2 separate regions of the Homo sapiens genome follow, and region 1 is linked to region 2. The links are chromatin loops, found by intact Hi-C in ENCODE. Cell type or tissue: MCF 10A. All regions are shown on one strand. Links, peaks and the distances in the headings refer to the core of each region. The heading gives the core; the rest is flanking DNA.

Region 1 (5,378 bases), core at 274-5,273, 160 kb after region 2:
AATGGGCGATTCAGAAAGACTAGCCACCAATAGGTGACCAGATATGGCTAGGAACCATAGCTTTTTGCTTATATTTCTTACAGGCTGTTTTCTAACATGAGATAAAACAAAAAATTATGTCAAGTTGCATTTGTGTTTAAGTCTTAATGGTTTCTAGTGGAAGCATGGAACGCAGTTCCTAAAATTTAGGGCTATTTGCACTTCTTTCTTTACCTATTGAAAGTTAAAGACTCACTCCAAACATCTTAGTTTGCAGATGAAAAAATGCAGTCCAGAAAAGTGACCCAGATAAGGCCTGAAGCTAGCCAGAAGCAGAGGCAGGACTAAGATTCAGTTTCTCTAACCTCTATCCCAGGCTTTGTGATCTCTAAATATAGTTACAATGGAGATCAGATAGTAACACAGGCGGATGGGAGCTCTTGGCAGCGCCAGTATGTTAACCACAGAAACAGGAGGTGGCTGGTGAATGTATCTCATGACCAATCCCTCCCCTAACATCTACTGTATACATAGGGAATAAAAAATAGATAATTTTCTCTTGACATTTTTAGACTGGAAATTATGGCTGCTCTTGATAGAAGCCTAAAGATTCCAATAAACTTTTCTGAAATAGAACAGTGCTTTTAAAAGGGAAAATGGTTTTGTAGGCCACTGTCGTTTAACACAACTTAAGAAAGGTAAGTATAGTTAGGCTAAAAAGCTTCCCTTAATTTTGAGTACAAAAATGTGTTCATTTCAGTCATTCCCTTTTAAAGGATAATGAACTTGTCTGTGTGTTATAAATACAGAATGCAAGGCTGGGTGCAGTGGCCCACGCCTGTAATCCCAGCACTTTGGCAGGCCGAGGCGGGCAGATCACCGGAGCTCAGGAGTTCGAAACCAGCCTGGGCAACGTGGCGAAACCCTCTCTCTACTAAAAATACAAAAATGAGCTGCACATGTTGGCGCACACCTGCAATCCCAGCTACTCAGGAGGCTGAGGCAGGAGAATCGCTTGAACCCAGGAGGCGGAGGTTGCAGTGGGCCGAGATACGTGCCATCACACTACAGCCTGGGGGAAAAGAGCGAGACTCCTTCTCAAACAAAATAAATGAATAAATAATGAATAAATACAGAATGCATACACAAATGACACAATTCAGCTTTATTTTTACTTAATTATAACAATTTTTAAAAACTCCATGACTTTGTGCTATTTCTAATATTTAAATAAAAAACATTTCAAATTTTGCACAAATAATTTAGGCCAATACATAACTAGATTTGAATAAAGTCAGATGAAGCAATAATTCCTCCTCTGTGTTTGAAAGGAATGAGTGTGGTTACAAAGTCACAGGATGAGTCCCTGGGATCTGGGGTGGGAGAAGGGGTGGATCAAGAATGACTTGGGCTTGTCACTCCCTAGCAGGCTGAGGGCGTGACACAGCAGCTCGGTGGCGGAGAGGTCTATTCTAGTTTCTAACACTCCAATGCTAACTTTTTGGATGTATTTCCTTCTAGCATGTAGAAAGGGCTTTTCTTGGCTGCCAGGAAGTAGGGAGCAGGGATGTGGCATGGTGATGATCTGAGGACAGCCAGGCATATGCTCAGACACTTTGGAAAACTGGGGAGGGGGAACAGGGAGACAGAATCTTCATCTTCTTCCTTTTGTGAACTGGGGAGGAGGGTGCTTGGTGACATTTTCCTGAGTATAAAGAAGGAATACAGGTTTGAAAGGTTTGTAATTGTATATGAAAACAGGTATTGAAAACCAATACTGGGGGAAAAAAGGCATTGTAAACACTTCTATTTAAAATGAAGATTTCTGGAACAACTATACTATATAGTGGTATCACAAGTCTTTAGCTGGTAAGATCTAGCACTGAAACAACTCTTAATTTTTAACTTGTGAGGGTTCTTTTTAAAGCACCACTTAAGACCTATATATTAAAAAAATTAAATATAGAAAGATTGTTCTATCTAATAAATGAGTTTGAGAATGCACAGGAAACAACAAAACCCATTTTTAACCTCTGGTAACTGAAGTGGAGCATTAAATTCAAAGCCACTTTGAGGATTTCCTACATTGTTCACCTAAGGGAAAACAAATGCAGAGCTATCAAAGAGCTTCTCGATAAATTCCCAGACCTTGGAGGGCTACAGCTTTTCATAAATATGGTCACTGGACTGATGATTTCTAAATTTTAAATGTAATACCCCCAAAAAGTAAAATATAGGATTTATAAGTATTTTATTTTTCTGAGAAATGACCAAAAAATTGGAACCAGTTTTAACAATCTCTGAAAACTTTAAATTCTAGACATGTTTATTTTGAAACACACTTCCAAACAAGATAAACAACAATATGTAAGTCTACTACACTGCAGAAGTAGCTTAAACTTGCCAAGACATCCTCCTTTGCACTTGTTTCCTCAAGAGTTGCTAGGTCATTTTTTTTGCCTGTGGCCAGCAGCCTCTTTAAAAACAACAAAGGACCTAATGTCAAAGTCACTCTCAGGTGTTTGCCCTGCCAGCTCAGGCCTTCTCCGCACACCGCACCCCGAAGGAGCACGGAGGCCCGCAGGGCTGGCTGGCCCTGGTTCCAGCCTCACCGCCGGTTGGACCGCTTTTCGTACTTGTCCTGGCTGCTCCGCTTTCGTGGCGGGGAGTAACTGGCGGAACCTCGAGCGCGGAAGCTGTGCTTGTAAGGATGGCTTCTGTGTTTCTTCGGGTTTTCTTCTTTCTGGGCCTGGCTCTTCGCTGGTTCCTTATCGCCCTCTTTTTGTTCATGGTCTTGCTCTTTATGAGAGGGCAATGTGTTTTTAATTGTGTTAATTAGAAATCTTTTATTGGTGCTAGCAAGAGGACACTTCATCCTGGGGTGGGGAGGAGAAAAGAAAAACCATCACAAATCAAATGGTTAACTCCAAAGCTGGACCCACTATCGTGATTAGTACCAAAGAATCCTGCTCCCACAGAATCGAGTTTCTGAATTTGTTAGCTTTCCTTGCATGCCACCTAGTGTAAACTCTGAGTACCAGGGAGGAAAAAAAAAGACGATTGGAATTCTTGAGACAAGACTGGCTGGAACACTTTAAACCTTTCTTCCTTCCTGGGACTAAATTTCCTACTGAAGTTCATATGTACAGGTATTGACCACACTGTGAACTAACAGAATCATTTAATATTTTCTTTCAAACTAGTAAGTGCCCTATTTTACTGTAACTTATTTTGGATTAAATTTATTGCATCTTGCGTTTTATTACCAGACAGTGAAAACTGTTCCTTTCCAAGGAAACTAAAAAGTATATTCTGCTGTATATTAAATACAGGAGCTAAAGGATCTACTATAGAATAAAAAAATTGTGTAAAGAATCCATAAATATGCAATAATCTTTTACTTAAAAAAATTCTTACACTTCTATTTCAGGATGCCAGGCTATGCTCTGTGGAGGAGCACTTTACTCAATCTCCTGCCCTGGTGAATTTCTGTGCAGGATATATTTCAGTACCTTCATGATTCAAGTTTACCTAGGAGAGGCTGCAACCAATCAAATTGCTAATTAATGTGCTTAGATCTACTTATATACTATGTATTATCTTTTTCAGGTGTTAATAAATCTTTCATTTTCAAAAAGATGACCCTATACAAATGAGAACGTTCATATTTCTCTTAGCCTTGAGGTGTCTGCCATATGATGGGCTACTTTAGGAGTATGCTGATTCTCAAAATCATGTTATTCAGGGTGGCTGGTATTAAACAAAAACGAATGTAGAATAGCCACATTTCTATAAAACTTTGATTTACAGAGAACCCCAAACAATACTTCAAAATCAAGCCAACAACACTCCACATAGGAATTGTGTGGACTAGTACTGTACAGGTGAAGTATAAGCAGTCAGGCATTAGCATAGCCTCACTCACAGAGGTCAGACCATCTCAGAAAACCAAAATGGCACTGAATCTGGAAGTAAAAGGAAGAAAAACAAGAAAATACCTCCTGCTGCAAATAGGTAGCTCTTGAGCCTACAAGGACAGAGAAAATATCTGAGAAAAATGGTCAGGCCAGAAAAGTGACAAAGGAATGAACTAGAACAAGGAGAAACTTAGAAAAGGACAGTGGAAAATTAGAAAATTTAAGAAAAGGACAGTGGAGTGCAACAGAAATAGTGGGAACATTCAGAGGTGGTGACAGCTCTGGAGTTTAGAAGCCACAGTGAATGAGACGAAGGGCAAAGAAGAAAGGCAAAAACAAAGAAAAAACAGTTCTGCAAGTACGAACTATAGAGCTTCACAGAGCTTCCAGAAAAGGTACACCAGCATTACGCTGCCTTAGTAGTCTCAAGGTAAAGACATTTCTACCTCCTGGGGGCACGCTGGCATTAGGACATTCCTGTGCGGGAAGACAGGCACGTGATGAGAGGCAAGCCGAGTTCTCCTGCAGGGTCTGACAGGGTACTACTGAATGCAGGCGTTGCTTTGGTGAAGACACTTGACCCACTGCAGTTGCAAACTCAGCAATGATTCAGAACAGTATTAAACACTGGCATGTTCCAAAACAGCATAACACAGACAGCCTACAGGAAAAACTACCCTCCATCACAGAGAGTAAAAAGCTTAGAGGGCCTGTCTTTGGCAATGGTGGCCTGGTGCTTACTACAAGAGCAAAATCTTTTTTATAGACAAATGAACTACATATGTCTCTTGGATATATAGGGCTAGGAGTAGCTGGTGAAACATGTCCAGCAACAGAAGAATTCTGGGGTCTTTTCACTGAAGTGGGCCATCTCAGTGGTGGTAAACTGGCCAGTTCTTCTCTGCATTAAACAACAAGGAAGGGTACTTTTCCCAGACGTGATGGTAATCCAGGATCTCAGAACAAAACCTTTGGTAACTACTGGTGAATTCCACTCTATTTTGCTGTTTTCAATGTCAGATCATCTTTAAAACCAAATGCTTCCTCGAGGTGAGCAAAGCCCTGCTACTAACTGCAGCATTCACGCCAAGAGGCAGAGGGGACTGCACCTATCTTCCAACTGCTAGTGTAACCCACTGACTCAACATAGTGACCCAAAGAGTTAGCCAGAGAATGAGATGGTTTTATAGAATAATTCCACAAGAAAACTGGCATTTACATCTCTTTTAACATCAGAGATGCAGTTTTTTAATGTTGGTTATGCCTGGGATTCTATTCTAGGTAAATAGCCAAGGGTGGCCTGAGGAGATCTTGGTTTACTGGGGTGGGGTGGAGGTGGGGTTTGAAAGTCAGACATCTCCCAGGCATGCCAGTACACATTTTAGAAGTGATGACAAGTGCTCATTCACACTCTACTAATAAATAGGGCAGGGCAATGAGATACAGTAGTTGCAAGCAGATGTGAAGGTACATATAGTAAAT
Region 2 (5,378 bases), core at 226-5,225:
AACCTCTTGTAACCTGTAGCTTCCTTGTCACTTCTCTGGCTCTCCCTTCCTGCTAAGCTTTGTTTACTAATTAAAATCTTCTGCCAAAGCCATAGCTGCTGCTGCTACTGGATCCACCATAGCCACCTTGGTTTCGTGGTTTGGCAAAGTATTGGCCTCCACCACCACAGGGGCCAGAGCTTCTGCCTCCAAAATTTCCTCCCTTCATGGGTCCAAAATTTGAAGACTGATTATTGTAATTGCCAAAATCATTGTAGCTTCCACTACCTCCAAAATTGCTTCCACTAAAAAATATGGAACGCTTCACGAATTTGCATGTCATCCTTGCACAGGGGCCATGCTAATCTTCTCTGTATTGTTTCAGTTTTAGTATATGTGCTGCCAAAGCTAGCACAAGTGTGAACATTGACTATGCTTCTCACATATCTTTACAGCCCCACTCTAAGGGGACTCTGTCTTGGAGAACCAACTGTTCTAGAATTTTCTAACCTGCCTCCTGCAGCCCCTCTCCCCATTTCTTCTCCTAGGGAGTCTTCCAGATGGTGCAGTTCACCTAGGAACTGCATGTCTGCTTGCTGAGGGTGTGGCAGGAGTCAAGTCACTAAACCTTTATGAGTGAATACTGTCAACCTTATACAGCCCATTCATTTCTTCACCAATTCCATCCATGTCAACTCAACAACTACTCCAGCTGACCCTGGAGCTTGGTACTGGGGATACATCTCATACAAAAGGATGCTTTCCTTCCTGTCCCAAAATGTATCAGCCCCCGAGGGATCATACACAATAGATACACAAATGGTTGCATGTAAATGCAAAGAACATGTTGCAATGAGAAAGAATAATATAGGTTGTGAGCTCACAGGAGGAACATTAAAGCTGAGCCTGCAGGATAAATAAGAATAAACCAGTGAAAAACGCTGAACCATGACTCTGAGATGGGAAGGTGGCATAAATTCCAGGAGAGGCATGTGGCTGGATCATCAGGAATGGGGAGAGCAGAAACCCCAAAGAAGGTTGGAGAATTAGGCAGAGGGCGGATTAGGTGAACCCTGGAGGGCCAAGCTAATAATTTTGAGTCAAATTACAGAGTGCAGTGGAGAGCCCCTGAATTTATTTTTAGTAATTGACATGATCTGAGGTGGGGTTTGCAAGGATCCTTCTGGCTGGTGTGACAGGAGGGAGGCAGGGTGAGGGTAGGAGCCTTGGAGCTGAAGATAGATGGGAAATTGGTTCCTGGTGGTAGCAGTCCAAGTGGCAGGAAGTCGCCAGCCGCAGAGCATGCTTTGAAGGCAGAGTGGAGGACAGGCTGGCATGTTGCCTGTGGGGCTAAGGAGGAGAGAAGTGTTATGGATAGCTTCTCCATCTCCATCCCTGACAGGCAGAACTCAGGGAAGAGCAGTTTCAGGGAGTAGCATTAACTTGCATATAAAATTATGGAGGTGAAATTAGCCTGCCAGGGCCTGCCTGAATCGGAAGCTCTGTCATAAGTGGACTGTTGATCCGTGGACACAGAAACGTTGCTGTCTAGGGAGACGCATCTGATGCCAACTGGTGTATTCATAGCACTTGATGAGGGTGTTTATTGAGTAGTACTGTTTTGATGTTTGGGATATTTAAAAAAAGAAAATTGAGAAGTGTGTTTTCATGTGACGACTTTGCATTTTAATTTTATTTTTAAATGTAAAGATTAAGGAAAACATGCATCTAACTCTGGTAGAAGAACTAAAGTGAAAATGGAACCTAGGAATGGGATAGTGGGTGGAGGAGGGAGGAGGCTTGTCCAAGCCAAGTCAGGAATTGGGCCAGATTCATTACAGTAGCCTTTGGAAATCGTAATCAAGTGACAGTCTCTCACGCTTTGGCATCAATACAGCACTACTAGGGCCATGAAGTAAGAGTAAACACCGGATGCATATGAGTCATGGCAGCTTGCACTAATCTTTGAGCAGTAATTGAGATGATCTCAATAAAGTGAGAAGACCGTAATGTAATATAACCGAGATGCCTATAATAATCGCCATGCCACCATGACAGCATCCAGTCAGCTGAGGTCGGCGACAAACAGAATCAGCCGGAGCTAAGGGGGGCAGGGGCTCAGGCCCACCTGCAGCCCACCCATCAGCACCCCTGTGTGGCAGAAGCTCTGGGGAGAGCCTTTGTCCTTTGCTAGCTCCTGGGATTTTAGGTAGGTGGGGGAGCAGGAAGGGAAGAAAGAGCAGGGACTGCTGAGTTCCAAATAAGTTCCAGGTCCCCATGGGAGCAGAGCTGCTCTTGGATGCCTGTGCGAGGTTCTCCCGGCTTTGGGGGAGCCTCCGGAGCTCCTTGGGGAGGGTCCTCCCGACTTGGGAAGGCTTCCTAGCTATGGCGGCCACGCACAGGCAGGGGGCGCTGCGACTTCACAGTTTCAAAGCCGGACTCCTATTCAGCGAACGCCTTGGTGAGTTTCCTGAGTTCTCCGAGGAGACGCTGGGAGCCTGCACACCCAGGGTGTAACTGCCAACGCCTGCAGAGAGGGAACCTCCTCGTGCCGTCCGTGGAGCCCAGAGCTGGGCTTTCCTCGGCCCACTCACCCCTGCCTGGCACTCTGTCCTAAAGCTTCCCCTCAAGGAGACAAAGACATTGACACTTTATTTTATCCTGAGCTCCTGGCTCATTGATCTCATGCTGCAAACCAAGCAAGTGGACGCGCTCCCCCTAACGGCTCTGCTCTTTAGTCATCCTTTCCTAACAAAGTGAATGGCTGGGGCTGGCTCCATCAAAACCTGCAGTAGGAAGTACCTGATTTGAGCAACTATTCATGGTAGAAGGGTGTGCAGAATGCCTTGAGCTAAGAAGGGGAACTTTCAAACAGCAGGCGTTTAACAGTTTTCCCGTCTGGAGCCAGCTGCCACCCAACCCCAATCCCACAAAGCAGCTGAAGCTCAGAGGCACGTTTCTTTTGCAGCATGGAATCGGGGCGGGTGAAGGTGGGACCTGGGTATGTGTGCATAGCAGGGGCATTTCTAAGGAACTCACGACACTGGGGATTGGTTTTTCCTTCCTGCTAAGACTGGGCTGGCACTGAGGGCCACTTCCATCGTGACCCTGCTGCTGGTGCCCTCCTTCACTCTTCCTGTGAGTCTCATTCTCTAGGCAAAGGGGACTGTACTTAGAGAGGAGTGAGTTACCCAGGAGCTCACCAATCTCTCTTCCTTCCTCCTCCTTTCTCTCCTGGGCAGGGTGTGGTGGGCATTGGGGTTAAGAACTATTCCTACAGAAGCTCCAGGTTAGCCTTTCCCATGGTGGCATCAACCTGGAGTCCCCGCCAGCCCAGGCATAGGATGTCCATTGATCCCAGTGCCAGCGGGCCCTTGCCTCCCTGGAAACTCACTGGCCTCCTAAGACAGCCCAGACAATCTGTGCCATGGAAGGCCACAGGTGCTGTATTCCATGAGGCTGGCAACAATAATCCCAAATGGTACCAGGTGACCTTTGCCTCATGGCCTAGGGAGGCTTTTACTGCTGCACTTGAGACCAGGCTTGGGGAGTGAGTGAGGAGAGGTGGCCTGAGGCTGGGATGCCCTTACCTCTCCATCTAATTGAGAACGCTGAATGGCTTTCTCTTTTTTTCTCCCTTCTCCTTCAATAGAGTCCAACAATTTAGCAAGCTCACCAAGCTGTGTCCTGCTTCATGACTAATTCACATATTTAAATGGGATCGGTCAAAGCAGAACTATTTGATGCCAGCCAAGCGCATTTATCAGGTCAAACTGCTCACAAAGGCTAGAGGCCAGCGTGGGTATGTGGGTGTGTATGGAGTGAATGTGTGGGATCTTTATTTATTTTTAGTCTCAGATTTCAAAAGCAAGGGACCACATCAGAAGCTGCCATTGCTCCCGGGTCCCTCCCAGAGCCTGGCTTGCTCCTGGCCCTGCCTCCCTGTCCTGAACCTCTCCCCCTCCCCCAGCCCTGAGCTGTGTGTCTCTGATGGGGCTTCAGAGAATGAATCTACTCAATTACAGCCCTTTTCACGTGACTGAGCAGTTTCAAAGATGCCACTTTTTATTATTTGGTGACCCCTGACATTGCAGGTGCAGATTTAATGGTGGAAAAGTTGAAATTAGCCAAAATGAACTTTTCCCTCCAATCCCAGCATGGAGAGACGTTCCAGGCTGTTCTAGCTGGAACTGCCATTACTTTGCTGAGTATGTAAGTTATCAAAGTGTTAGGTTTAGCTTAGGGCCAACTGCAGCCCCCATACCCACACCCACCCCAGCTGGATGGGTTCCAGGGCCAGGGGAGGAAAGAGTTAAACAGGCGTAGTGGCTATAATCCCCTTTAACAAAGGAAACTCAGTCTCCTATTTCCCTTTTGGGGTGTCCTCTGCATCAATCCTACAGTGAATGTGTGGCATTGGTCCCCAAGGGTAGCGTCAGGTTCAAGTAAAATGAGCAAACCAAAGTTCATGGCTTCCAGGCTGATAAATGTTGCCGCTACAAGGTCATGATTGATCAGCACACACTGTCGAGATGGATTTCGTGACTGGATGGCTCTCCACAATCAACACCCCTAGCCAGTGACCCATGCGTGTCCACATTTGGGTTTTGTCAGTCGAGCCGCCTCTGCTCTCCCAGCTCAGCCTTTTCAAGCCAACCCATGGCTGGCTTCTCTGGTTCTATTCTGCATCTTTCACTGGAGTCCAGGGAAATAAAGGGCATCTTTTTGTATACATCAAAATGAAGAGTAAACAGTTTTGCATCACCGGGCCTGGGTACCTTTGATGCTGGATTACATTTATGAGCTAAGACATGGCATACTTCAAAGGAAGCCATTCATTCAAGCGACAAGCCAGAGGCTGTGCAAAGACATAGGTCCCTTTCATAAATTACTTGCTTTTTATTTACCAGAAACTCCGGGTATCAGTTCAGTTGCACCTCAGTTGCCTATGCACAAAAAAAAAGCACTGTGGTAACTCAGGAAAAAAAAATGCAGGGTGGAGGAGTGTGATAGAAAGGACCATTAATAGGAAGCAGGCTCTGGGATATCTGTCTTGTAGCTGTGGCGGCTGCCAGAAGCTGAAATCAAACAAAGAATAAAAATCCAGAAGCCTTCCTTTCCCCTCACTTTTTTTGGGGGAAGAGTTGGACGGGGTTGGGGGATAAAAAGAAAAGGAGAGAATCCCTAAGGGTAAACCAGTTGAATGAATATAAATGTCTGAGATTCCCAGGGCTTGGGGGTGGGCACTGGTATGGGGGTGTCCCGTACAGCAGCCCTATGAGACTGGGGGAAGAGGTGGTAAAAATATCCAGATTCCATAGATGAAGCACAATGTAGAAATGTGGGTGTGTCTCCCTTCACTTCTCAAAATCCCTGTGAGTACTTTACTTTTTAAAATT

What was found. Peaks named below come from ENCODE experiments on the same cell type or tissue, not always from the same donor. Only the 100,000 strongest peaks of a DNase experiment are listed, where the experiment ranks them.
Region 1: it touches region 2 in a loop (32-fold over the local background); 8 of 110 quality-filtered maps call a loop at or near these places.

The regions. Positions count from the first base shown.
Region 1 is chr13:27,663,163-27,668,540 of GRCh38, reverse strand. It overlaps a transcript of POLR1D not described here. Among named protein-coding and RNA genes, the nearest start is that of POLR1D, 44 kb to the right of the region's middle. In MCF 10A, for the core only: a CTCF peak has its summit at 3,001 (motif pointing left); no DNase peak of the experiment used is centred there.
Region 2 is chr13:27,823,779-27,829,156 of GRCh38, reverse strand. The region is part of intron 3 of PLUT (PDX1 associated lncRNA, upregulator of transcription); the gene reads left to right. It also overlaps the pseudogene RNU6-73P. Among named protein-coding and RNA genes, the nearest start is that of GSX1, 34 kb to the right of the region's middle. RefSeq lists an enhancer at 1,794-2,293. In MCF 10A, for the core only: a CTCF peak has its summit at 2,385; DNase peaks (open chromatin) are centred at 1,876, 2,426 and 2,686.